Linked DNA regions of Homo sapiens: region 1 is linked to region 2. A link is an interaction called in ENCODE POLR2A ChIA-PET data of the cell type or tissue named here. Cell type or tissue: Panc1. All regions are shown on one strand. Links, peaks and the distances in the headings refer to the core of each region. The heading gives the core; the rest is flanking DNA. Region 1 overlaps LOC124901334 (a long non-coding RNA gene). Region 2 overlaps LOC124901333 (a long non-coding RNA gene).

What was found. Peaks named below come from ENCODE experiments on the same cell type or tissue, not always from the same donor. Only the 100,000 strongest peaks of a DNase experiment are listed, where the experiment ranks them.
Region 1: POLR2A ChIA-PET joins it to region 2 with 12 read pairs; 16 of 35 experiments call an interaction of 5 or more read pairs at or near these places.

The regions. Positions count from the first base shown.
Region 1 is chr6:53,728,997-53,740,913 of GRCh38, reverse strand. The region is part of intron 1 of LOC124901334 (a long non-coding RNA gene); the gene reads right to left. LOC124901333 (a long non-coding RNA gene) reads left to right here. Exons shown (of 5, transcript XR_007059619.1): 5 at 1-1,432. Among named protein-coding and RNA genes, the nearest start is that of LRRC1, 60 kb to the left of the region's middle. RefSeq lists enhancers at 5,512-6,711, 10,163-10,680. In Panc1, for the core only: CTCF peaks have their summits at 5,466 and 5,705; DNase peaks (open chromatin) are centred at 5,743 and 6,213; H3K4me3 peaks cover 362 bases; H3K27ac peaks cover 4,817 bases.
Region 2 is chr6:53,780,468-53,792,384 of GRCh38, reverse strand. The region is part of intron 2 of LOC124901333 (a long non-coding RNA gene); the gene reads left to right. Among named protein-coding and RNA genes, the nearest start is that of LRRC1, 8.6 kb to the left of the region's middle. In Panc1, for the core only: no CTCF peak of the experiment used is centred there; no DNase peak of the experiment used is centred there.

The DNA of each region.
Region 1 (11,917 bases), core at 4,185-9,184, 52 kb after region 2:
GTCTTACAAATTTTTTAGATTGATTCTTTGACATGTGACTTTTCTATGCTGTTGATAAATGATATTTTGTTAAAATTTTTATTTTCTAATTGCTTGTTACTAGCATATAGAAACTTAATTACATATAGAAACTAAGTACAGGACTTTGTTTATTGACTATGTATTCAGTGGCCTTGGTTAATTCCTCTTTTAATTGTAATAGTTTTTCTGTAGTTCTTTTGGATTTTTCTATGTGTATAATTATATATGAATAATGACAGATTCATTTCTTAATTTCCAGTCCTCTAATAGGGTTTCTTTATTTCTTTTTCTAACTTTGATGCACTAGCTAGAACCTACAAAATAATGTGGAAAAAAAGCAACCATCCTTGCCTCATTCCTGATTTTAGAGGAAAAGCTCTTAATATTAACTATGATGTTTTTAATGGGGTTTATTTAGAGATCTTTGTGAAGGCAAGAGTTTTTTTAATAAATGAATCTTGAGTTTTATAAAAAATTTTTACTGCATCTATCAAGATGGTCATATGATTTTTAAATTCTGTTACTGCAGTAAATTATATTGATTTTTTAATCTAAAAACAATCTTACATATCTGAAATAAACCCACTTTGGTCATGATGCATTATTCTTTTTGTGTAACACTGGATTTGATTCTTTTATTTATTTATTTTAGAGTTTTTGCTTATATGTTCACAAGAGACAGTGACTTGTTATTTTTTTCTTGTATGTTCTTGTCAGGTTTGAGAATCAAGGATATGTTGGTCTTACAAAATTATTTGGGAAGTACTTGTTCTTTTTTAACTTTCTGGAAAAGTTTTTATAAATTTGATATGATTACTTCTTTAAATATTTGGTAAACTTCACTAGGGAAGCATCTAGGATGGGAAAATTTTTAGTTATGGACTCAATTTCTTTAATAGATATAAAACTATTCAAATCCTTCTATTTCCAACACTCTGATTTTGGCACATTGAGATTCTCTATGAATTTGTCTATTTTATCTAAATTTTCAAAATTACTGACATAAAAGTCACATAGACCTCTTAGGATTTTTTTAAATGAGTTTTCATTCTTGAAATTATTTATTTGCACATTCTCACTCTCTCTTCTTGATCAAACTGGCCAGATGTTTGTCAATTTAAGGCTCTTAAAAAAAAAGATACAACCTTTGGATTTGTTAAACCTCATTATACATGTATTTGTATTTTTTCCATTGGTTTCTAGTTTGTTGTTTATAATTTACCTAATTTACTTTTTTTGAGTTAAAATTTGCTTTTCTTTTTCAAACTTCTTGAAATGGATACTTACATGATTCTATTTCCCTAATGCTTTATTTAAGCCTATAAATTTCCCTTGAATCATAGACTCGGATTCAGCCCACCCATTTTGATATGTTACATTTTTAATATATTAAATATAAAATGTCTTCTCATTCCTATTGTGATTTTGGTTTGACCTATTGAATCATTTAGTAGTACATTATTAACTTCTAAAACTGGGAGGTTTTAGTATGGCATTTTTGTTATTTATTGCTCGTTTAATTATATGTGGTCAGAAAGCATATTCCATATTATTTCAGTTTCTTAATCTTTGTTAAGGCTTCCTTTATGGTCAAGCATATGGTCAAATTTTTAAATAAAATTCTATAGAACATGTACTTGAAAAAAAATTCTAGTCTGCTCTTGTTGGGTATCAGTTTTCAACATGCGTGTATCAATTAGATCAAGTTTGTTAATCATGTTCTTCAAACCCTTATGTTTTTACTATTTTTTGGTCTATTCATTCTATTTATATTCTTTACTAAAAGAGGAGTGCCAAAATCTCCCCTTATGATTATGGATTTGTCTATTTCTCATTTTAGTTCTGAAAATATTGTTTTATATATTTCAAGGCTTTGTTACTAGATGATAGCTGTGCCCAGTTTTTGTTACATATGATATTGAAAAACTAGAGTGATAGGATTCCAAAGAACCACTGCTGTTGTCTCAATGTCTGTGTCCTCCCAAAATTTATATGTTGAAATCCTAACCCCCAAGGTAATTGCATTAGGATGTAGGGTCTTTGGAAAGTGACTGAAGGCTCTGCCTCTTGAATGGGATTAATGCCCTTATAAAAGAGACCCCTGACATCTGCCTTTCCCCTTCCACCATGTGAGGACACAGTGAGAAGGTGCCATTCATGAACCTGAAAGTGAGCCCTCACCAGACACCAAACTGGTTGAGCATTGTCTTCCCATTCTCTAGAACTATAAGAAATAAATTTCTGTTATTTATAAGCCACCCAGTTTTCAGTATGTTGTTACAGCAGCCCAAATGGACTAAGACAGCCACTCCACTAGGCAAGCCTGAGTGTAGAGCCATCAAAGACAGCTTGGAGAAATAGATTGCTGGCCTTGAGCACCCACATAGCTCATTTTTGCCCAGTGGGAGCTAAAAAATATCTCCTAAATGCTGCTGACCTCCCTATGGTTTGGTACATGCTTAGTACACTCCAGACTTGAGGCCTCTGTATTTTCCATTCTTTCTCCCTAGTATCCTCTTCTAGGTAAACTTGAGGCTTGCATCAGGGATAGATGTAAAGCACATGAAATAATACCTAGCATATATGGTTACTGAAAAAGGAGGGAAGAAATGTTATGAGTTCAAGTGAAAGAAGAGCTTCGTGGAGAGTAGTTAGGATTCACCTAGAGAAAAGCAGATTTGTGTAGGGGATGGAGAAGAACGTATTATCATCAAGTAAACAAAGGCATGGAGCTGTGAAGGTGAGGGTTTCTCTAGACACCTCACAATGAGTCCAGAGTTCAAGCAGGAAAATGGTACGTGGTAGGCAGTTAGGTAAGAAAAATAAATTGAATCCCAAAATAAAGGGCCATGAGGAGTAGGCAAAGGGTTTTGGACTTTGCATCCTGCCTCCTCCTCCTAGACTGGTGACTTACTTCCTGACTAGAATATGAGATTTCTGAGGACATGCCCAGCATCATGTTCTGCACGTAATCTGCAAACAACATTCCATTTATTGGTGACTAAACACTCCGGCCCTGGGGTGAAACTGCCTGGGTTCAAATCCTGCCCCATTCCTTCCTGACTGTATGGCCTTGGATAAGGTAGTTAACTTCTGCACACCTCTGTTTCCTTATCTGTTTAAAAAAAAAAAAAAAAAAAAAAAGGTTAATCAAGGTAGCAGGTTCACTGGGTAATTGTAAAGGTTTGATGGATGTTACATATAAAGCACTTGATATACAACCTGTCAAAAATTTTGTACAGTCAAGTAGGAATGTGGCAATAACCGGGATTTTGAAGGATAGGAATGATTGGGATGGTTAGAAATCACATGTGTGTGATTCTATAACAGTTTATCTTCCTATTGATGTGTTTTATAGGCAGCTAGCATGGGCCAAGTATGTTATCATCAAGAACTGAAGAGACTTAACTAGAGCAAGTAAAACAACACCCGAAATGCAATGTACATATATCAGAATGCTTTTCAGTTCTGCATTTGTGTTCTAATTTGCCTTTAAACATGTGTTGAAAAGAGTTTGACAGATGGGCAGAGGCAACACCATTACTGAGAAAAGTCACTTGACAAATCCTAATATTTCAAAGAGCCACTCCATTTGTGGCACTAAGATTAAATTAAGACAGTGCCCTGGGAAAACACAACTATGCCAGGACTCTCCTCCTACTGAATGCTTCTCATGTCTAAGCTTTACATTTTCAACACTCATTTCCAGGTCTATTTTCAGTTGCTCTACAAAGGATTAATGAAAATAACTCCATCTGATGTGATTAATGTCTCAGAAATCTATCTCATCCTAGTGTTCACAAGACTCTGGCTTCCTATAGAAAGGCCTTCAAAACAATAAGATAAAGAAAATGTATAAAAATTGAAATGTTGATTTTGATATTGTATTCGATAACAGATTTTGGTCAATGCATGTTTATTTTAAAAGAAAGCATGCACAACAGCTTTTCTACTAATAATGGTAGGAAATTACATAGCTATTTAAAATACCCAATTCACACAAATTGAGATGCAAATGTTGGTGTTATTGGCTTAGAACAGAGACGAACATTTAACTCTTAACATGCACATTTTATCCTTAATCTATTCTCAGTAATATTTTATGTTGCTTCACCATTGTCATAAAAGGAAACTGATTTCCTTTTCTGGTAAAGAAGGGAAATAATACTATTAACCTCCCATGATTATTATGAAAATAAAGTGAAATCAAGTAAACAATAGTTTTCAAACTATTGAGAGGATGCAGTTACTCATCAGTAATATTAGAAGGAAGACAATAAAATTTGTTTTCTTCTTTTAAGGCTCGTATAAATACATATATGTATACATACATGTATATATACTTGTCAACTTGAGCAGGGCTGTATAGATAGCTCCCTATATAACAAAAAGATATGAAAATTTGACAATTTAGTATAGAGATTTTTCTAATAAAAAGCACTTTTTAAATATCAAGCACTTTCTTTGTTTTCTAAAACCATAACAGCAAATTTTTATTTATTATGCTAGAACATAATTAGTAGTTATTCGAGTGAGCACAGACAGAATTACATAAAAACAACAGGTGCAAGAACTCCTAGATAATTTCATTAATTGCAGAGGCTCTATGGATTTGGAGCAAGATGTCTAAAATACCCCAGAAGCAGGTGTTCTAGGTCTTCTTATGGCTCATGTGGGCACTTGGAGGTATTTGATGTGGTAGATAACAGCTTGCTTAAAGACAAGGCTGAATAGGACAGCTGTCAAGGGCATTAGTGGTATGTGATGGGTGAGGACTGGAGAATACAGAAGGTATAATCAGAGTCCCACCAGGGCCAACTCTGGCTAAGCTGGTTTCTGTGTTCTCAGAACCCTCTGTCTGCTCTGGTTTCTCACTGGGGTTTCCTGTGCTTTCCGCCCGCCAACCGAATCACATTGCCTTTCCGTCTAGGTGCTGCTTCCTCCTCTTCTCATGGCTAACTCTTTCTCATGATTTAGGGTTCAGCTCAACTGTTACTTCTTCATGGAGGCTGATGCCTCCCAGTCTTCATCTTAAAAGTGTGCAGCTTTTATCACCGTCTATAACTATGTTACTTAATCATCTGTTTATTATTCACCGTGTGCTACAGAAGATGATCTTGATGAGAAGAAACTGCATGTTACCCAACAGTTTCTGGGTCATAGGCATGCATCAGGTAACTGATGAATGAATGAATGAATGAATGAATGAATGAATACATTAATCTCCAAGATTCCTTCAGTTTACGATATTCTGCTTGACTATCTAGTCCCTCAAAAGGCATTACCTTTCCCCTGTATTATCTCAAGCACCCTATTATAACTTTTTGAGTTAGTAGCATGTTCACCAAGGCTAATCCTCTTTAGCATGTTAGCCAGCTATGATGGCCACATTTTCACATAACAAGATGATTTCACCAAGTTAAAAACTTCTTTGGGATCTATTCGTAAAAGTATATATAAGAGTTTACATTTCTAACAATATAGAAAAATGTAGAGCCTCCATTATAAAACATCTAGAAATGTTGGAAAAAAATATACAAAACATACTTTTAAAAGCACTGACTTTATAAGATAGTACAAGAAATGTTCAGGAGCTAAAATTGAAACAGGTCACAAACCAGAGCAGTACAGAGACAGGAAGCCTGCGGTTGTCCTGGGAGGGAAGTGGGAGACAGGAAGGGGGCGCCATCGCACTAGCTCAGAGCCAATGCATGCGTGGAGATGGCAGATGAGGTCCTGGCTCCACACATATATAAGGCTGGGAGCTGGAACTGAAACACCAGTAGGGGACTCTTGAAGGACTCTATTTTCAGTAATAGAGAGGTCCTTAAATAAATCCACCCACTGACAGGGAGATGACAAGGTATTTTGTTTATTTCAGTCTGGGTTCTGAGTGAGGAAAAAGAAAGTCTGCCCTGAGTGTTCCTGATCAAGACCTGCCCCCACGTGGATTCAGGGCTTATCTTTTATAGCTCAAGAACTCTCAATCAAGCAATTCATGTAAAAATGAAGCCTGGTTTTCTACCCATGGGGCATTCGACGGAGGCAGTTGTAAAACTTTGCTGCAGAATCACACCTTCGATCCAGGCCTCACAGGATCCTCACAGTTAAAGGCTCAGTGTTGATAAATTCGCAATCTATATTTATGAAACACTCAAGCTACCAGGAGCAAGAGGCAGCAGATACCACAAACAGCATGACTGGATACCTAGGAATTTCCGGTGAGTCAGACATAGGCAATAAAACAGGTATCTTTAGAATGATTAAAGACGTAACACAATAAAAAAAAAAAGGAGAAAAATGCAACTGCAAAGTTGACGGAATAAACAAACACAGTGCTTAGAAAAGAAAAGTATATTCATTGAAGCTGAAAACTTAATTGACGCATTAGAAAGAGCAAAGGAAGCTGGAAGATAACATTAGCTGGAATAGCATTAGTTGGAATATGCAACTGGAGTAAGCATTAGCAAACTGGAAGATAGCTCTGAGCATGAATTCCAAAGAGATTGAGACAAAAAACATGAATAAAAAGGGAGAGATGTAGAGGATAAAATGAAAAGATGTCCAGTAAAAGTTCCAGAAGGAAAACATGGAAAAAATGAGGAAGAGGCAAAATTTGAAGATGCAATGACTAAATTGTCTAAAATTTTTGAAACATAAATTGTCTGATTCACAAAGTTTAAAAAGTCCTGATCAAGAAAAATAAAAATAAGTTCATTCCTAGTGTCAACAACAAAACAAAATGTAATGAAACAACAAAATGTCAAAGACAAAGATCTTCATAAGCAAAAAGTCAGTTAACCAAAATGAACAATAATTACATTGATATAAGCAACACTGTAAGTGTACTAATATCTTTGAGATGCATAGTTATCAAACTAAAGTTCTATGCCCAACTAAACCATCATTAAATAATAATAACAATTGAGAGTGCACCCCTAAAGGACCCTACTAGTAGATGCAATTCAGGAAGAACAAGGCTGACCTCAGAAGGAAGGAGTGAGATGCAGAAAGGTAGAGTAGGCAAGGAAATTAGTAAAATGTAAATAAATCTAAATAGATCTTGACTAAAGTTCTAGTCCAACTAAACCATCATTAAAATAATAATAATTGAGAGTACACCCCTAAAGGACCCTACTAGTGGATGCAATTCAGGAAAAACAAAGTTGAACTCAGAAGGAAGGAGTGAAACCGGGCGTGGTGGCTCACGCCTGTAATCCCAGCACTTTGGGAGGCCAAGGCAGGCAGATCACAAGGTCAGGAGTTTGAGACCAGACTGACAAATATGGTGAAACCCCATCTCTACTAAAGTAAATACAAAAATTAGCAGGGCGTGGTGGTGCGCGTCTGTAGTCCCAGCTACTCGGGAGGCTGAGGCAGAAGAATTGCTTGAACCCGGGAGGTGGAGGTTGCAGTGAGCCGAGATCGTGCCACTGCACTCCAGCTTGGGTGACAGAGTGAGACTCTTTCTCAAAAAAAAAAAAGGAAGGAGTGAGATGCAGAAAGGTATAGTAGGCAAGGATATTAGTAAAATGTAAATAAATCTAAATAGATCTTGATTATAAGCAGCAACATCATGATAGTGATTGATTTTGTGATTATACAATAGGATGGAATTAAAACAAAATGGAAGAGATTATTGGCTTAGAGTGTTCTAAAGTCTTTCTATTCTTTGGGAGGTAGATAGAGATATTTGTTAACTTTAGACTTTGAAATTCACATTTGCATGATCAAGTTGTAAGTATCATCACTAATACAAATGAACTGTATAATTTTCAAACCAATAAAGTGCTCTTAAAAAGCTCTGTGTTCTAGTGCAGTTGACAAAGTATTTCACAGCACCAGAGCCAACGTTTTTCTACCTGTTTTATAAAAGATCCTCCCCATCCTCCAAGCAGACTTAGAGGTTTTCTCCTCTCTGCTCTTGGGTATCTTGGCCAAATCTTTAGAGCAAGTGTAATGGCCAATTTCTTGGGTCAATTTCCTATGCCTCCTCATCATTGTGTCCCAGTGCCTGGCATATACCAGGCACTCTCATGTTTGAAGAAGGAATGGATATGACTTGCTCAAGTTCACACAGCTCTCAAGTGGCAGATAAAAAACAGGGACCCAGATTTTACCTCTTCCAGGTTTGTTCCATCCTTTGACACAATCTGAAAAAAAAAATTGCATTTTAAAAAAAAGTTGTATTTCAAGAACACAGTAGCTGCTTGATTAAAGCAAAAAGAAATCACTCTGAGGTGAAAAGCAAATGAAGGGAAAGAAATTTCATACCAGTAACCGTTGTCAGTCTATTGTTAAAAAAAAAAAAAAAAAAATCCACACTTTGCAGGTTGTGCTAGTGACTGAGCCAAGTCCCAGAACAGGCTTTTGGAATGACTGCCTTTTCCAGGGAAAACTTGACCACATTCACCTCGAGGTAGTCTCTGCTGGGGCATGATCCTAGGGAACTGAGAAGGCCCTCACCCACCAGCTTATCACTGCTAGGAAGTAAAACCTTCAAATATCCCTTGTTGCAATACAGGAACCTACTGGTGATCTGCTAAAGGGGTGGAAGGTGGAAGGGCTGGGAACTTCCTCACGGAAAATTCTGCATTGAAATAGCAAGGAAGGAAAAGTAATTGAAGGGAGAGTAGAGAAAAAAAATGGTGAAGATAGCAAATGCTTGGAGCTGGCTTTTTTCAGATTTTCAGCCTCAGTAACCCATATTTTAAAAGTGGAAACCACATTTGACCTTCCCTTATCTCACATCAAGATTGAAGACTCAGGAGGAAGTGGATCTTTTGAGATTCTTTGACTAGCACCAGATGACTGCATTAGAGTCTCTGAAATGCAAAACTATGTGATCCATGTGATATTTTCTCCAATCCTGTCTTATGAGTTGCAGAGCCAAGAGAAACAGATGGAGAAGGAAAATTATCGCGAAGTAAGCTTTCCTTCAAGAGTAGAAAGGTAACAGATGCCAGTAAAGGGAGGAAGGAATGAGTGCAGGCAGCTCTGGACAACAGGGAAAGGTAGGAGCTGAGAGTGGGTTTAGTTTGGGTTCATGTCTAAATTTACTAATCATCCAGTCACAGTGGTTCCCATCTGTAATCCCAGCACTTTGGGAAGCCAAGGCAGTAGAATCACCCAGGAGTCCAAGACCAGCCTGGGCAACATAGCGAGGCCCCATCTCTATTTCTAAAAATATATATATTTTTTTTTCTTAAATTTTAAATAATAAACTTACTGATGTCAGAGCCATGTGATATCTAGACATATGCCTTTGGCAAGAGGATTAAAATTCTTTTTTTGAGATGGAGTTTTGCTTTTGTCACCCAGGCTGGAGTGCAATGGCACGATCTCAGCTCATTGCAACCTCTGCCTCCCAGGTTCAATTGATTCTCCTACCTCAGCCTCCCAAGTAGCTGGCATTACAGGCGCCCACCACCACGCCCAGCTACTTTTTTTGTATTTTTAGTAGAGACAGGGTTTCACCATGTTAGCCAGGCTGGTCTCAAACTCCTGACCTCAGGCGATCGCCCACCTCGGCCTCCCAAAATGCTGGGATTACAGGCATGAGCCATCCTTCCTGGCCTAAAATTCTTAAATACAGCCTGGTTCATCCACTTAAACAATCCTTTCTCTCCTTTACCTGTCTCCCATATAAAGAAACACCAGAAAGAAAACATGCTCTGCAGAAAGACTAAAAGAAGTTAGAGAGAGAGAGAGAGAATGTGTTTGTTGTGTTTTCAAGAGTGGACTGAGGAATTTTGGCAGCAGGAATATGTAACATTTCTGCCACAGTGGAGTGACTAGGGTTAACTTTTTATTTCAGCCTTCCACTTGGAGGTCAGGTGAAGTTCTTTGTTTTCATTCATCTCCTTTGACACTTTTCACAAGATCATGGAGCTTTGCCAGAAAGGGACTTCACAACTGTCATAACATTTTAATCTCTCCAGGCCTGGGACAAGGTGGAAACCTACAGGTTCCCAAGGAGATTGTTTTCATCATTAGCATTTCAGCCAAAGCCTTAATGCTGCAAAAAGAAAGCATAATGTGGAGCAAGAGTTCCTGCTTTGGCCTATTCTGACTCTAGCTCTCCAGGGCTCTGATGAAGTCCATTGTGATCTAGCATTAGAAAAAAAATAAAAAATAAAAAAAATTTTTTAAAAAGCCTTCTCTCTTAAGCCTTGCTGCTATTCGTACTGGCTCAAAGTGCATGGTTTAATACTTGTAGCTATGAATACTTGCATATTTCCAAAGGCCTTACCGTACACATTTATTGGGAAAAATCTCTATTTTCTCCCAAGTGGGTTTGAGGTAAAAAGAATCCAGTAAATAGCTACGCATTTCATTAGACTGGATGAGGGTGTGGATTGCTGTCATTGTTTGCCCAAGTGAACTGCTGCTGTAAAGAAGCCCCTTACAAAATGTTACCTGCGGGACTGCTTTCATGTCTTCATTAACAACAGACACTTGGCATTAGTGAATCAACCACTGTGTTAATTAGAACTCAGACTTGCAGCCTATCCTCAGCTCATAGAATAAACACTGTTTTCCTTTGACCTAATTACAAGATGTTCTTAAACATCATCATTTTGTAAAAGAAACCATGACTACAAATTGCTTTGTGAACCATGCACATTGTTGGGACTCAAAATGTGTCTGCAGTTTGGAGAAAGTGTTTGCAGTTTGCCAGCAAAAATGCAGTCCATACGAAACAGTGGTGTATACAGGCAATGGGAATGATCTTTTTGCAGATATTATACACTTTTCTCTACCTTCCCTTACCTTCCGCATCACATAGCCCCTATCTAAAAAAAAAAAAGAAAAAAAAGAAAAAAAAAAAAGGTTGTCAGATCAGAATCCGAATAGCCTTTTATCTTATCAACAGATTTTATTTGGTAGGTTCCCCACAGTTGCTGGCTTTGGTGACATTTCAGATTAGGTTGTCATTTCTTCCCTTAAGCCCCAACAACAGCTTTCTATCGTCATGATTGATTAAAAAGCCCAGCAAACAAATAAGCAAATTGCTACACCACCACTATCAACCACGATAAAACTCAGAAACAAAAATATTTTCTTTAAGCCAAAGAGAGTTGATTAAATACCTCATAATGTACTGTGGGTCAGCTGTATTGGGCCACATTGGGTCATTATTGTAGAATTTTATTTTAATATGAACCCTGAGGGACTGTAATGCCTAGAGCCTTACTCAGCCCTGATCTCCCCAAATGCTCCAGTACCGTAAGGAAAAATATCTAGAGCAAGCCTGTCCAGTCCCCGGCCTGCAGGCCACATGCAGACCAGGACGGCTTTGAATGCAGCCCAACACAAATTCGTAAACTTTCTTAAAACATTATGAAATTATTTATTTATTTATTTATTTTTAGCTCATCAGCTATCATTAGTGTAGTGGTTTTATTGTTTTGTTTTGTTTTGTTTTGTTTTGTTTTGTTTTGTTTTGTTTTTGAGACGGAATCTTGCTCTGTTGCCCAGGCCGGAGTGCAGTGGCGCGATCTCGACTCACTGCAAGCTCCGCCTCCCAGGTTCATGCCATTCTCCTGCCTCGGCCTCCCCAGTAGCTGGGACTACAGGCGCCCGCCACCACGCCCAGCTAATTTTTTTTGCATTTTTAGTAGAGACGGGGTTTCACCACGTTAGCCAGGATGGTCTCGATCTCCTGACTTCGTGATACGCCCGCCTCGGCCTCCCAAAGTGCTGGGATTACAGGCGTGAGTGTAGTATCTTTTATGTGTAGCCCAAGACAATTCTTCTTCCAATGTGGCCCAGGGAAGCCAAAAGATTGGACACCCTTGATCTGGAGTATGAAAGAAAAAAACACATTTCAAGCGGCCTGTGGGATGCTGCCAGGAACCCCTCCGAGATTTCTAGTGCTGAGGACTCTGTTCTT
Region 2 (11,917 bases), core at 3,306-8,305:
GCCAGCCTCCAGGAAGTTAGGGACAACATCCACCATCTCCTGGTTGGTCTATGTAACCAACTTTTTCTTTCTCGAATCACTCACTTTGGGGAAGCCAGCTGCCATGTTGAGCAAATCTAGAGCTCCACATGCCAAAGAATTGCAGACTGCTGACAACAACTAGCAAGGGACTGACGATTCTTGGCAGTAGTCATGTGAGTGAGCCATCTTGGAAGCCAGTTCTCCAGCCCTTGTCAAGCCTTCAAGTGACTGCAGCACCAGCTGATAGCTTGACTAAAACCTCATGATAGCCTCAGACTCAGGACCACTCAGCTAAGCTGCTCCCCACTCTTGCCCCTCAGAAATTATGTGAGACAGTAAATGTTTGTTGCTTTAAGCTGCTAAGATTTGGAGTAATTTATTACACAGCAACAAATAACTAATAAAGGTACATACTATGCACCAGGCATTGTGCTAGATACTAGAAATGTAAGAAAAACAAGATAGGTCTTAGCCTCATGAAGCTTACTCTCTGAAGTTAGGAGAATGATAAATACTTAGTGGTCTGTTGTTGCTTTATCATTAATTTTTTGAGCATGATATCATTAATTTTTTTAAGTGAAAATCCAAAGTGTTAGCGTGTAAGATAGGGATTCTTGTAAATGGGGATTCAGAGGTTTGGGCATGTGAATTTTAATGTGACATACCACCGCCTAACCACTAGAATGACTTAAAATTAAAGAAAAAAAAAAAAAGACAATCCCAAATGTTACTGAAGATATAGAGCAACTTGGCCCGGCAGAGTGGCTGACACCTGATTCCAACACTTAGGGAGGCCCAGGCGGAATGGGGTGGAGGGATCGCTTGAGGCCAGGAGTTCAAGACCAGCCTGGGCAACATAGGGAGACACCCACCTCTACAAAAAATAAAAAATTAGCCTGGCATAGTGGCATATGCCTGTAGTCCCAGCTACTCAGAAGGCTAAGGTGGAAGGATCACTTGAGCCTCCTAGTTAGTTTGAGGCCGCAGTGAGCTGGGCACTGCACTCAGCCTGGACAACAGCATAGGACACTGTCTCAAACAAATAAAAAAATGGAACAACTGGAATTCATACACTGCTGGTGGAAGTGTAAAATGGTAAAACCACTTTGTAAAACAATTTGGCAGTTTATTGTAATCATATGCCTACCTTAATGATCTACCCATTCTACTCCTAGGTATCTGCACAAGAAAAAGTGAAAACATATGTCCAAGCAAGGATTGTTTACAAATGTGCATAGCAGTTTTGTTAATAATAGCCCCAAACTGGAAACAATCCAAATATTCATCAACAGACGGATACAGTGTAGTATAGTGAAACAATGGACTAGCATTCAACTAAAAGGAGCAAGCTACTAATACATGTAGCAATGTGCATAAATCGCAAAAACTATGTTGTGTACAAGGCAAACACAAATGAGTACATACTATATGATCCCATGTATATAAAATTCTGGAAAATGCAAACTAATATAAAGTGACACAACCTAAATCAGTGGTCTAGAACCTGTTAGTTGGGTTGTAGGAGGGATTGTGGTGATAAAGATTGATGATGAAAAACAGAGAATTTGTAGGGGAAGTGGGCGATGGAAATATTATATATCTTGATTGTGGTGTAGTTATGTGGGTATATACTTTTTTCATCAGACTGTATAGTTAAAATAAGAAACTATTACATAAGATATATATATCACTAAAATTAATTCTAAAAATTAAAAAGTATACAGGTGAATGTATCCAACAAGTTGCAAATTACATCTAGGGTTAGGGATCATGTTGTATTAGTTGCTCAATAAATATTTACTTGTTCACTACATGCCAGGCACTGGGTTAATTTGCTGGAGAGACAAAAAAGAACAAGACAGGGCTTTCAGTCTTACTGAAAGAAAGGCAGCTATCAAGGAACTTATAAATCATAGTACTATTGTAGTGTGATACAGCTTTTTTTTTCTTGATCTAGAGAGGATGACTTTTTGTCCTGTAAGAGATTATTTGAGGTATTTAGATAACAGGTCAAATAGCAAATTAAATCTTAATGATATACAAATCTGGATAATAGAAAGATAGGTCAATTTGTATATGAATCCCAAAGCCCTCTCTCAGAGAAGAAGCACTCAGATCCCAACTCATGATTCTCCAAGGTTGAGTTTATGGATATTTCCTGAAGATTATGTATCTGTGCTATAAGGGAAGGCTACACTCAAACCATTTGAGAAACCTGAGAGCCTGCAGAATTACATGGATACATTAGTTTAGAAGTCAGCAATGTTTATGATCAGAACCAAAGTAATTACCCTAAAATCTCTTTGATTCATATTACTATTTAAGTTGAAATTCTGTCCCCATCCCTTGCTTTTTGGTTGAAATGTTTAGTCCATTTACATTTCATATAATTATCAGATGATTTGGACTTAAATCTATTATTTTATTATTTGTTTTCCATGTGTACCATCTGATTTTTGTTCCTCTGTTCCTCCTTTTTTGACATCTTTTAAGTAAATAAATATATTTTATAATCTCACTTTATCTATTGGCTTTCTAGCTATCGTGATTGCTCTAGGGAATATAATATGCATCCTTAAATTTTCACAGTCCAGTTAGAGTAAATATACCAATTCATATAAACCCTTGCATATGATTCCTGCAATTATCTAGGTCCGTTTGTCAACTATCTGGTGCTTTATGTTACAATTTTTATGCAGATTACATTTATATGTTATAAACCCCACACAAAATTTTTCATATTTTCTTTTAAAATTCTTTAGTATTTTAAAGAAATAAGAGGAAAAAATTGTCTTTTATATTTACTCACACGTTTATTTCCAGTGCTCTTCATTCCTGTCTCATGTCATGTCTCTTCACCTGGAAGTTTGTTAAAGATTTATCTGCAGATGTCTTTATTGTACCTTAATTCTTTATAAATATTTTCAGTAGGTATACAGTTCTGGGTTGACAAGTTTGCTGGTTTTTTTTTTCTTCTCAGCACTCTAAAAATAATCAATTTTCTAATTTCTTATGAGAAGTCAGCAATAACTCAAATTGGACCTAATTTGTATGTAATATACCATTTTCTCTGGCTGCTTTTAAGATTTTCTCTCTGTTCTTGGTTTTTAGTAGTTTAATTAGTATATGTCTGTATTTATCTTGATTATGGTTTACTGAGCTTCCTGAATCTGTAAATTTATAACTTTCACCAAATTTAGAACATTTTCAGCCATTGTTTCTTCACATATTTTTTGCCCATTCTCTTCTTCCCTTTTAATACTTCAATTTTTAAAATGTTAGACCTCTTGATATTGTCCCACATATTTTTGAGGTTCTGCCTCTTTTTTCCCTGATATTTTTCTCTCTGTTTTCCACATTGGATAATATATACTGTTCCAGCTTCAAGTTTACTGGTTCTTCTGTCATCTTCAAACTGCTGCTAAGCCCATCAGAAATGCAATTTCAGATGGTGTATTTTTTAGTTCTGAAATTTCCATTTGGTTCTTTTTCTATATAGTTTCATTTATCTGCTGAGATTTCCTATGTGTTCATTTATTAAGAGTTTATGTTCCTTTACATATTTGATTAAGGTTATAATAGCTGCTTTAAACTCTTTGTAGGCAAATTCTGAAACCTGGGTCATCTTAGAGTCATTCTGCCTTGATTGCATTTTCTTTTAAGTATAGGTCACATTTTTCTGTCTCCTCATATACCTAGTAATTTTGGATTATGTCCTGGATATTGTAAATAATAGAATCTCTGGATTCTGTTATATTCCTCCAAAGAGTGTTTTTGTTTTGTTTTGTTTTAGCAGCCTGTTAGCTTGGATGAAATAAAACAAAAAACTCTTATTTTCTCTGTGGTACATGGCAGCTGAAATTTGTGTTCAGTTATTTTATTCTTAATTAGGTTGCTTAAAAGCTGAACTACACATGCATAATTTAGCGGTCAGTCAAATATTTGGACGATTTATATGCAGAATCTGGAGCTTCTGTTCTCACTCAATCCTGTCTGAGGTTTCCCGCTTCTCACTTTCAAGGTGCCTTTGTCACCCCAACTCTGATGTATGATACATTGAGCCAGATTGCTCTAAACATGAGTTTTAGCTGATCTATGTGATAGACTCTAGTGTATGCTTGTCAAAGTCATAAAAGCAGAAAATTCACTCTTCTTCCTAGTATAGATTTTCCTTCAGTTGCTGCTTGGTTTTGGCCATTCTGCAGTACCTTCAGATAGTTGATTTTTGCATTTTGTTCAGCACTGTAATTGTTATCTGTGGGAAAGTTGGTCATGTAGTAACCATTCAGTTGTTTTTTATAAATTGTAATCATTTGTTTATATAGCTTCACAGATTGTAAGAGTATGTGGACAATCCAAATTTTCTTATTACTAAGATTTTAATCTACCCCTCCATTCATAGGAGTTACAAATGAGCAAATTGAGTTTTCTGCTTTTCTGTTTTTCTCAATCTCCTTATAAAGGTTCTCATGATGAGTCAAATATTGAACAGCATTTTGCCTTGGTGGAAATGAGCCAAAACTACCTGTAGTGTGGGGTGGTATAAAGAACTCATGATTTTGCATTGAATTTTTGGATCTGCCACTACTAGGGATGAGATCTTGGGTTAATCATATTTAACTCCAATATTCTTTATTTCTACAAAGGCATGAAAAATGCCACCCTCAAATGGCTTTTGAGAGGATTATGGGTTAATGTAGTGGAAAAAGTTTTCCATACTGCAGAACACAACACATTAGGCATTATTCATTGTCAATACTCTTTGCTCAGTTACCAGCCAAAAGAAAGCCTATCATGTGAGTACATTGTTTAGGTAAACAATATGTAAATTATCATATCAGTTGATATGAGACGGTAAAGTATTTCAGTAGGAAAGAGACTATATCAAAGAAGCCAAATCAAAACCAGGTATCTGCCACTGAATCCATCTTTTTCCAGGCCTCTGCCTCAGCCTCATGGTCTCCTTCTTTGATAAAACAGGAAGGTGAAGCTTAGAGGTGGCTCAGGTTGTGGCAATGCTTTACATTTGTGTAATGCTTTATCGTTTAAAAAGAGTACATTAGCATACATTGCCTCATCTGATCAAAATGTACTTTTTAATCATTTAAGTAAACATAGATGCCTCATTTATTTTTCACCTTCATCCACAAAAGGTTTAAGAAAATCATATAGCCGTGTCTCTTCTTATGTTACTCTTATTTTATTGTTACAGTTCCTACAATATAAATTAAATCAATATAGACATTGTTTTCACTGAAGGCCAAGGTCTACTTTGTAATTAGTAAAAATTATACCTATGAGTGAAACCACTCCACTGAGCACTGTCATTCAAACAGTTCAAAGACCATTAGTGATCAAAGTATGTTGATCAGTTAACTAACATAAGCCTGAAAGATCTCCTATTTCTCCAGTCAAGTTAGCACTATCCATAAAGTTCATGCAAACTTGACTGGAGAATAAGATACCTTTTAGGGCTAGTCAACTTGAAATAATATGTTATTAATAATGCTGTCTTGAAAGAAAGAAAGAAAACTATTAACTTTCAGGCTGACAAAAACATTTAACTGTTTAAGCATACCATGATAGTTTATTTATGTTACTAATAAAACAATGAAGATCAGATCAACATGTATTTTTAAAAGTATAATATTTAGGTTTCATTCAATCATTTATTTCAGAAACCATCAGATATCTCTGCAATTCTAATTTATTCATACTATTTTCTATTACTGGGTCAACTGACAAATCTACTTTATTTGCTGTTTTCTTCCCACAAAATACAAGGGAGAAATGTTTTCAAAGAGCATCAATTTGTTGTAAAGTTTTTATTAATATGTGAGAAGCTTATAAACAAATACATTTCATTAATTATAGCACCTTAAAGGAGGTAAAAGTTAGAGAGTTTGGGTGGAAATATCAGTATCTGATACTGTTATAAATCCATCATTGAGACAAGTCAAATTAATTTGTAGGAAGGCAGTTCTACAGATGTGTCCTGCTTTAAGCAAAATCAAGCATAAAGATACCTAATCTCATTGCCAATTTCAATGCAGAGATGATTCTTATTGTCCTAAGATTTGTTGCTTTACCAAAAAGATTTACTGAAAGGTTTAAATGGATCATTATTTTAATGCAACTGAAACAATTTTATTTACCAAAAAATTAAGTTGCATACAATTTTGTGGGTACATTTCTAATGCACAAAGCTAAGTTTAACTGTATTCACCTTTTAAAAATTAAACTTAATTTTTAATTGATACAATAATTGTACATATTTATGGAGTATAAAGTGGTGTTTCCATACACGTATAGTGATCAAATCAGGGTAATTAGCATATGCATCATCTCAAATATTTAGCATTTCTTTGTGTTGGGAACATTCAATATCCTCCTTCTAGCTATTTGAAACTATATATTATTGCTCACACCTGTAATCCCAGCAGTTTGGGAGGCTGAGATGAGTGGATCACTTGAGGTCAGGTGTTTGAGACCAGCCTGGCCAACAAGGTGAAACCCCATCTCTACTAAAAATACATGGTGGTAAGTGCCTGTAATCCCAGCTACTTGGGAGGCTGAGGCAAGAGAATTGCTTGAACCTGAGAGGCAGAGGTTGCAGTGAGCCGAGATCACATCACTGCACTCCACTCTGGGCGACAAGAAAGAAAGGAAGAAAAGGAAGGAAGGAAAGAAGGAAGGGAGGGAGGGAGGGAGGGAGTTGCTGTGACAGGATTTTATTCTTTTTATGGCCTAATAGTATTCCATTGTGTATATAAATACCACATTTTCTCTATCCATTCATCTGTTGTTGGACATCTAGGGTGATTCCTTATGTTAGCTATTGTGAATGCTACTGCAATAAACATGCAGATGTATTTTCAACGTACTGATTTCCTTTCCTTTGGATAAAGGCCCAGTAGTGGGATTGCTGGATCATATGGTAGTCCAATTTGTAGTTTTCTGAGGAATCGCCATACTGTTCTCCATAGTGGCTGCACTAATTTACATTCCCACCAACAGTGTATAAGAGTTCCCTTTTCTCCACATCCTTGCCAGCATTTGTTATTTTTTGTCTTTTTGATAATAGCCATCCTAACTGGGGTGAGATGATACCTCATTGTGGTTTTGATTTGCATATTCCTGATGACTAGTGATGCTGAACATTTTTTAACATCATATTTGTTAGTTTTAACCATGGTTTGTTAGTCATTTCTAGGTCTTTTGAGAAATGTCTGTTCAGATCATTTGTCCATTTTAAACTTTTTTTTTTTGCTGCTGAGATGTTTGAGTTCCTTGTATATTCTGGATATTATCCCCTTGTCAAATGAATGGTTTGCAAATATTTTCTCCCATTATGTATGTTGTCTTTTCATTCTGTTGATTGTTGTTGTTTTTGCCTGTGCAGACACTTTGTGCTTTAGTATAATCCCATTTGTTTGTTTTTGCTTTTGGTGCCTGAACTATTAAGGTCTTATTTATAAAATCTTTTCCTAAACTAATGTCCTGAAGCATTTCTCTTATGTTTTCTTCTAGAAGTTTTATTGTTTTGGATCTTACTTTTAGGTCTTTTGTCTATTTTGAGTTGACTTTTTATAGGTTGAGATGTAGGAATCTAGTTTTAATCTTCTGCATATGGATATTCAGTTTTTCCAGCACCATTTATTGAAGAGACTGTCCTTTTCCCAATGTGCCTTATTGGCACCTTCATCAATAATGAGTTAGCCATAGATACATTAATTAATTTCTGAGTTATCTATTCTGTTTCATTGGTCTGTGTGTCTGTTTTTATGCCAGTATCATGCTGTTTTGGTTACTACCGCTTTGTAAGATATTTTGAAGGCTGGTAGTGTGATTCCTCTAACTTGGCTGGCTGGCTTGCTTGTTTATTTGTTTCATTGTTTTGCTCAGCATTGGTTTGGCTACTTGGAGTCTTTTGTGGTTTCATACAAATTTTAGGATTTCTTTTTGTATTTCTGTGAAGAATATCATGGGCATTTTGGTAAGGATAGCATTGAATCTGTAGTTTACTTTGGGTAGTATTGTCATTGTAACAATATTAATTCTTATAATCCATGAGCTTGAGATGTCTTTCCATTTGTTTGTATCTTCATTATTTCATTCTTCAGTGTTTTGCAGTTTCTTTGTAAAAGTCTTTCACCTCCTTGATTACATTTATTCCTAGATATTTTATTTTTTGTAGCTATTACAAATGGGATTGCATTCTTGATTTTATTTTCAGCTAGTTCATTGTTCATGTATGGAAATGCTGCTTTTTTATATTGATTTCATATCCTGCAACTTTACTGAATTTGTTTTATTCTGTTTTTTGATAGAGTCTTTAGGTTTTTCTCTACATAAGATCATGGAATTTGCAAACAAGAACAAATTGATTTCCTGCTATTCCAATTTATATGCCTTTTATGTCCTTCTCTTGACTAATTGTTCTGGCTAATACTTCTAATACTATGTAGAATAAGTGTGGTGAAAGTGGACATACTTGTCTTCTTCCAGTTCTTGGAAAAAAATCTTTTAGCTTTTCCCTATTCAGTATGATGTTAGCTGTGAGTTTGTCATATATGGCCTTTATTATTTTGAGGTATGTTCCTTCTGTGCCTAGTTGGTTGAAAGTTTTTATTATAAACAGATGTAGAATTTTATCAAGTGCTTTCTCGGCATCTATTGAGATGATCATATGGTTTTTAGTAGTCCTTCATTCTATTGATGAGATGTATGACATTTAATGATTTGCATATATTGAACCATCCTTGTATTCGTGAGATAAATAACACTTGACCATGGTGTATTATCTTTTTGATGTGTTCTTGGATTGGATTTACTAGTATTTTGTTGAGGATTTTTGTGTCTGTGTTTATCAGGAATACTGGCCTATAGTTTCCTTTTTTTGTTGTGTCCTTGTCTGCTTTTGGTACCAGGGTTTTGCTGGCCTCATAAAATAAGTTAAGAAAAATTTTCTCTGCTTCATTTTGTGAAATAGTTCGACAAGAATTGATACTAATTCTTTAAAGATTCAGGAGAATTCAGCAGTGAAGCCATCCAGTCTTTGACATTTATTTATTGGGAGATTTTCTGTTACTGACTCAATCTTGTTACTTGTTGTTAGCCTGTTTGAGTTTTCTGTTTTTTCTTGGTTGAATTTTGGTAGATTGTTTATGTCCAGGAAATTATCTATTTTCTTTTGGTTTTTTTAATTTATTGTCATGTATTTGTTCATAGTAGTCTCTAATAACTCTTTGTATTTCTGTGGTATCTGTTGTGACATCTCCTTTTAATTTATTTTATTTATTTGGATCATCTCTCTTTTTTCTTACTCTAGCTAATAGTTTGTTGCTTTTGGTTATCTTCTCCAAAAAAAAACGCAACTTTTTGTTTCAGTGATTTTTGTACTTTTTTTCTTAGTCTCAATTTTATTAATTTCTGCTCTGATATTTCCTTCTCTGATTTCTTTTCTTCTACTAATTTGGGGTTTAGTTTCTTCTTTCTTTTCTAGTTCTTTGAGATGTATCTTTAGGTCGTTTATTTGAGATCTTTGTAGTTTTTTGATGTAGACATTTATTGCTATAAACTTGCCCCTTAATACTGCTTTTGCCATGTCCTCTAGTTTTGGTATATTGTGTTTTTATTTTTATTTACTTCAAGGAATATTTAAATTTCTCTATCCATTGGTCACTCAGGAGCCTGTTATTTAATTTCCATGTATTTGTATAGTTTTGAATGTTTATCTTGTTATTGATTTCTAGTTTTACTCCATTGTGGTCTGAGAAGATAGTAGATATGTTTTCAATTTTTAAAAATTTGTTGAGATTTGTTTTGTGTTCTAATACATAGTCAGTCCTGAAGAATGTTCCACGTGCTGATGAAAAAGATTTGTATTTACCAGCTGTTGAGTAAAATGTTCTATGTTTAGTAAAATATCTATTAGGTCCATTTGATCTATGGTGCAGTTTATATCTAATATTTCTTTCTTCATTTTCTGTCTAGATGATCAATCCAATGTTGAGAGTGGGGTGTTGAAGTTCTCAACTGTTATTGTATTGGAGTCTATCTCTCCTTTTAGATCTAATAATATTTACTCTATATATCTGAGTGCTCCAGTTTGGGGCACATATACATTTACAATTATTATATTCTCTTGCTGAATTGATCCCTTTATTATTATGTAATGTCTCTCTTGTCTCTTTGTACAGCTTTTGACTTGAAGTCTATTTTGTCTAAGTATAGCTACTCCTGCTTGCTTTTAGTTTCTGTTTTTATGAAATACTTTTTATTTGAGCCCTTCACTTTCAGTGTGATTGTCCTTAAAGATGAGGTGAGTTTCTTTTAGGCAGAATATAGTTGGGTCTTATTTTATTATTATTATTCAGCCAGTCTATATCTTTTAAATGAGGAATTTAATCCATTTATATTCAAGGTTATTACTGATAGGTGACGACTTAATGTTGTCATTTTATTGATTGTTTTCTAGGGTTTTTTTGTATATCCTTTGTTCCTTACTTCCTTTCCTACTGTTTGTTTTTACTATTGGTTAGTTTTCTGTAGTGATGAGTTTTTATTCCTTCCCTTTCTCCTTTGTGTCTCTGCTCTACCATTGAGTTTTATAGTTTCTCATGTTTTCATGGTGGTGGTGATTGTTTTTTTCATTTCCAGATGTAAGACTCCTTTGGGTATTTCTTAAAAAATTGGTCTAATGGTGATGATTTCCATTAGTTTTTGCTTGTTTATGAAAGATTTTATTTTCTTCTTTTATGATGAATGGCTTTGCTGGGTATAACGTTTGTGGCTGCCAAGTATTTTTCTTTCACTACTTTGAATATATCATCTCATTCTCTCTTGGCCTATAAAATTCCTGCTGAAAAATCTAATGGAGATTTTCATATATGTGACTTAAAACTTTTATCTTGTTGCCTTTAAAATTCTTTATTTGTCTTTCACTCTTGACAATTTTAGTATAATCTGCCTCAGAGAGGATATGTTCAGGTTTAATCCATTTGGGGTTCATCAAGCTTCCTGGGCCTGAATGTCTGTCTTTCTCCCAAGACTTGGGAAGTTTTCAGTTATTGTCTCACGAAATATGTTTTCCTCACCTTTTTCCATGTTTTCTCCTTCTGGAACACCCATAATACCAACAAAATTTGTTCACTTACTGGTATCCAATAAGTTCTGTAGGCTTTCTTCACTTTTTTTTTTTTTTTTTTTTTTTTGGCCTTCCTTTATTATTTCAGAAGACCCATTTTCAAGTTCAGAAATTCTTTCTTCTGGTCTAATCTGTTGTTGACCCTCTTAGTTGTATTTTTTTATTTCCTTCACTGAATTCTTCAGCTCTAGGATTTTTGTTTTGTTCTTTTTTATGATATTGATCTCTGTTGAATATCTCATTCAAATCATGAATTATTTTCCTCATTTCATTAAATTGTCTTTATATTTGCTTGTATCTCACTGAAATTCCTAAAGATTTTGTAAAAATTCTTTTTCTGGCCTTTCATGTATTTGCTTATTATTGTTAGTGTAAAATTACTGTTTTTCTTTGGAGGAGTAATGTGTCCTTGACTTTTCATGTTTGATGTGTTCCTATGTTGATTTCTAAGCATCTGGTGAAAAAGTCATTTCTTCTAATTTTACGGAGTAGGTTTCATAGGGAAAGACTTACTTGTATGAGTGGATCTTAGGATGTAGGTTTGGTGGGATACATTGGCCTTTGTTCTAGGTGAATTCAGTAGTGTAGACTTCATGTAGTTTCTTCAGTTATCATCTGCACTAATGACATGTTACACATGAATATGACATCATATTGTCTGAGAATAGTTCAACCAGGCTGGGCGCAGTGGCTCACATCTGTAATCCCAGCACTTTGGGAGAGCAAGGCAGGCAGATCACTTGAGGT